Regions from separate parts of the Mus musculus genome. Here region 1 is linked to region 2. A link is a loop called in an ENCODE intact Hi-C map of the cell type or tissue named here. Cell type or tissue: left cerebral cortex. All regions are shown on one strand.

The links. Hi-C counts contacts between places; a loop is a spot of excess contacts. Peaks named below come from ENCODE experiments on the same cell type or tissue, not always from the same donor. Only the 100,000 strongest peaks of a DNase experiment are listed, where the experiment ranks them.
Region 1: it touches region 2 in a loop (5-fold over the local background); 11 of 42 quality-filtered maps call a loop at or near these places.

What each region holds. Positions count from the first base shown.
Region 1 is chr15:71,916,298-71,918,797 of GRCm38, forward strand. All of the region lies in intron 23 of Col22a1 (collagen, type XXII, alpha 1), which reads right to left. Among named protein-coding and RNA genes, the nearest start is that of Col22a1, 120 kb to the right of the region's middle. In left cerebral cortex, a CTCF peak has its summit at 1,523 (motif pointing right); DNase peaks (open chromatin) are centred at 773, 1,189 and 1,543.
Region 2 is chr15:73,043,618-73,046,117 of GRCm38, forward strand. The region is part of intron 4 of Trappc9 (trafficking protein particle complex 9); the gene reads right to left. Among named protein-coding and RNA genes, the nearest start is that of Trappc9, 16 kb to the right of the region's middle. In left cerebral cortex, a CTCF peak has its summit at 1,090; a DNase peak (open chromatin) is centred at 1,077; H3K4me3 peaks cover 283 bases; H3K27ac peaks cover 190 bases.

The sequences.
Region 1 (2,500 bases), 1.1 Mb before region 2:
CTATCACACAAAGGTCAAATGAACCCTTTCCTCGCTCTACAAGCTGTTTTGGGGTTGGCGTTTTATCACAGAAACAGGAAACCAAACTAGAGTGAGCCTGCTTTATGACCTATCGTGCTGTATGGTTAAATCCTTTGAACATTTAAGGAGACCAGACATACGTGTACACACACACACACACACACACACACACACACACACACACACACAGATGCATACAGTAGTCACCCATTCACAAGACTCTCCCAGGGCACACCTTGTCTCCACCCATCACGCTCCAGAGCTGATGCCAGTGTCAGCATCACAGAGCAGACTGTGGGTCTCGACCTAAGTCCATTGATTTCCTAGGTTCATCAAAATCTCTCCCCTACTCCGTTGGGATCAATTTGGCCAGGAATAGGGATGTGCATTTTATGTGTAGCATCTACAGGAGTGTATGCATATGTGTTAAATTCCAATTATTCAGTTCCCACGCTAACACAGGGCAGGGAAAAATGGTAAGTAAATATGAGAGGAAGCCAGAGCCCATGCTTCCATGATCATGGGAGTGGGGAGGGAAGAAAGGAATAGAGAGGAACCCGGGCAATGAGTAGGGAGTGAGCTGTGGACCTGGAAGCCTGAAGCAAAGGGTTTAGAGGAGTCACCTGAACAGTGAAGAGGGCAGAAGTGACCAACAGGCTAGGCACACAACAGCAGGCAGAAACCAGCTGTATAAAGGCCAGAAGAATGGAAGGCACTGTGCATTGTACAATAGCCAACTGTTTCATAAGAGGACAGAGCAGGCCTTGATGTGCCAGTGTGGAGAGCTATGAATATACCTTATGAATAACTAGGACATGCATCCGCCATGTGTCTTAGATTTCCAGATGCCCTGTGGAGGCCACCAAAGGCAGAGACATATAGTGGGCCATGGGCTGGTGGTCGCTATGCAATAATGGGTCTCTGGGGGAGAGTGGGGCTCCTTCTGAGTATTTGCAGGTTCGGGACAGTCCTGCCAAGGGCCTTTCATCTGAGAACATCCAAGGGCATGGCAGCTGAACATCCTGCAGGGGCGCCTGTTCTGGGTTTTGGTGGTGGGTACGTCCTTGCTTTTCCAGCCTGGCGTTTCGTATTCCTGCAGAAGTATTTACAACTTTCCCCACCCCACACAACTCTAGGAGCAATAGAAGGCACTAAAGCACGTACTTGCCCATGTCTCCCTCTGGATGTGCCCTTCTCTGGATGTGTCTCTCCCATTCTCCTGCTCTTCTTCACCTGCCCCCTCCTCTGAGATGGCACCCAGGTTCTTGGGTCTTCTCTGTGATCAAGGTCAAGATCAAGGTCTTCTTCTTATCTTACCCTCAGATCCTCAAGAATCAAACAGTCTAGTTTCCTCTGCATCTCGAAGAGAAACTAACTTGGGCCAAGACAGGAAGCCATATTCAGAAAAATGCCTAAGTCATCCAAAAGGTGACTTGAAGGGACCATTTGCATTCAGAGAGCAATAACAGATTATGACCACTGGAGGGCGATAAGAAACAAAGAATGGCACAAGGGTCGCGATCATGAGCTATTCCGTTTACTGCCTCTGGGTGGCATGTGTGAGTCAAACTTTCATACACAAAGTGAGAGCATTTACAAAATGCTTTGAGTGGCAGCTGGAGTTCAGTTTCCCCGTAGCTCGTTTAGACCTGATGTGTCTTTGGAGCAGCATCTATCCTGTTTGAGATGTTTTCCCCTAAGTCTGGGTAACTGGAGAGGCTACAGTGAGCTGGGAAAGGCCCTGGGTAAAGGTCAACCTATCTTCCTTATTGGACAAGGGCTGGGCTGGAGAAAGGTTCCATCAAGGGTGGCTGCCCACCTTGTCCAGCGTCCTCAGCACTGTACCCATCTGCTGCCTGTGATAAACTCTGTTCACCTCTTCATACTGAGGGATCTGCAGAAATCACCAGAACGACTTCCCCATGAAAGCACATACCAGGCCACTCACTGTCACTCGAGGACCCAGCCCCACAGCACCCACCAATGGAGCTTAACAGGGATTTTTCTACACAGATACACAGATAGTACTCATGTGGCCATGGGGACATTTCCCTTTCTTCCCTCCTTACATGCCTGGCCATACGGATAGCTCTAGAATGTTTAGTGCTTTCTAAAACACTTCTTTCAGAAATCGGGCCTGCCAGCCAGCCCACTGCTACTCTGATCTCATTTACCCTCCCCGTCTTTCTATAAACTTCCTTGTCCTGCTGGTGGTGGTGGTGGTGGTGGTGCCCTGGCACACAGCAGTCTAGAGTTGATGATCTTCTGTGAACAGCTAGTGAAAATGAAACCTTTAGTGTCTAAGAGTGAAGAAAACAGTCTTAAACAATAGAGTTTAAGGACCTTGCTAGAGGTCACGCAGCTATCTTCTCCAGGTGGAAAAGTGGCATATGCATCCTGAAGGGTCCACCTGCATCAGAGTCACCTGAATTGGAGGTTATACACACAGAGACCAGAGCTGCCTGTTTAGACTCCTGGC
Region 2 (2,500 bases):
TCTTGCTCAGTTACCAGGCAGCCCTTGAAGTTTGAACTTGCCAGCCTCCTACCTTAGCCTCCTCCATAACTAAGATTATAAACCCCAAGATTACAAATCTGCACACCAGGCCTCACTCATCTCTTACTTCTTTTTTTTTAAACATTTTTAAATACTTATTTATGTATATGAGTATACTATAGCTGTCTTCAGATACACCAGAAGAGGGTATCAGATCCCATTACAGATGGTCGTGAGCCACCATGTGGTTGCTGGGAATTGAACTCAGAACCTCTGGAAGAGCAGTCAGTGCTCTTAACCACTGAGCCATTTTTCCAGCCCCTTCTCTTACTTCTTAAGTGGATCTTTCTTCACAAAGCTATTTCTCCCTATTCTGACTCCTTAGAAATCAAACATAGAATGATGGATCCAACACCCAGCGTGAGGTGCATGCCTGCAATCTCAGTAATAGGGGTGGAAGAGAAGACAGGACCAAGTTCGAGGCCAGCCTGGGCTACACAACAAGACTCTCATCCCTCTTCCCAATGTGGTCACGTGGAATAAATCTTCTTTTTCCTGCTTCCCACCTTTAATTTGGTTCGACTGCCTTATTGAGGATGGGTGGCCAGAGCTGACTTGAAACACACAGTATCACGTAAAGGTCAGTAACACACCAAATGCATATAGATGAATCTTCACACCTTCACGCAACCACCTCAGCTGATCCGGAAGCCAGGATCTCCTCCAGACCCTAGATGGTGCTTGCTAATAAGCACAGGAGTGGAGATTTAAGACCTGGCAGGCAGCCTTCTTCTCATCTGCAAGGCGCTGCAGAGCTGTGACATCATGGCTAACCATTACCTAATACTCAAGAGAAAGTCCAGTTTCACTGCTGCTCTGATAGCAAATCTGCAACCCTCGCTCTGAGCTGACCAGAGAAAAACACATATATCCAGAAGGCTTTTTCCGGGTATGTACTGGGGATCAAATGAAGAAATCGTATTCAAGGAGCCTGGTTTTGGGTCCTCTTGTAGAAGCCGGAAAAAAAAAAAAAAAAAAAAAAAAAGCTTTAAAAATAATAAGTAAGTGCAACAGCGCCACCTATGGAACGTCCTGCAAGGATCCAGAATCTGCAGACCACAGGCAAAGTTCAGCTAGCACAGGCACTGGGCAGCTTCATAGAAAGATGGCACTGTTCAACAGCTAAAGTCTGACACCCGGATGTCAACCAAAGAGACAGGCTCCCGGAGGACAATCTACGAACAGGAAGGGGTCTCAGAACTGGTTCTTCTTACAGTCAGCTGCCAAACTTTCTCCCAGTCTCTGTATTTTTCCCTAAAGGCAACTGAGGGGGCAGGAAAGATGGCTGAGCGGTTAAAAGTGGTTACTGCTCTCACAGAGGATTAGAGTTTAATTCCACCGCCTTACAACTACCCTAATGCTCTCTTCTAACCTCCAAAGATACCCTCAAACATGTGAGTGGATACATACATACTCACAAATAAAAATTTAGGGGCTAAAGAGATGGTTCAGCAATTAGGAACACTGGCTGTTCTTCCAGAGGTCCTGAACTCAATTCCCAGTAGCCACACGGAGGTTCACGACATAAATAAATAAACCTTTTTTTTTTAAAAAAATAGCCGGGCACGGTGGTACACACCCATACATAAACCCAGCACTTAGAGACAAAGGCAGGAAGATGGGATTGTTAAAAATTCAAGGCCAGCCTAGTCTCTATCTCAAGCTCCAGGTCAGCCAGGACTACACAGTAGCACCCTGTCACATAAACAAACAGATCTGTAAAATAACCATGACTTCAGTCTGTCCTGTTTTCCCAGACACTCCTTAAACTCAGGCCGCTGAAAAAAGAGTTCACGGTGACAGGCAGGGGCTCTGTAAGAGGCCAACTCAGTTGCCACCTTAACTCAGCAGGGATTCAATCGCTGGGTGACAAGTCTCTGTCCCTTTAAAAAAAAAAAAAAAGAGTACTCGCTCCAACCCTCAAATGTTCCCACTGGGGAGTTGTAAAGCCCTGCCTGAGGCTGAGGAGCGCTGGTAGATATTTGGACTTTTTCTTTTCTTTCCTTTTTCTTTCCTTTTTTTTTTAAGGTTTATTTATTTATTATATGTAAGTACACTGTAGTTGTCTTCAGACACACCAGAAGAGGGTGTCAGATCTCGTTATGAATGGTTGTGAGCCACCATGTGGTTGCTGGGATTTGAACTAGGGACCTTTGGAAGAGCAGTCAGTGCTCTTAACTGCTGAGCCATCTTACCAGCCCCTCTTTCCTTTTCCTTTTTCTCTTTTTCCAGACAAGGTTTCTCAGTTTATCTCTGGCTGACCTGGAACTCCCTCTGTAGACCAGGCTGGCCTCAAATTCAGAGACCCACCTGCCTCTGCCTCCCAAGTGCTGGGATTGCAGGCGTGCACCACCACAGCCTGGCTCTGGACCATGCGTCATGTCAGTCCCCACCATCGAATGCCAGTGACAGAGATGAGAACCAGGTGTTCTACCAGCAA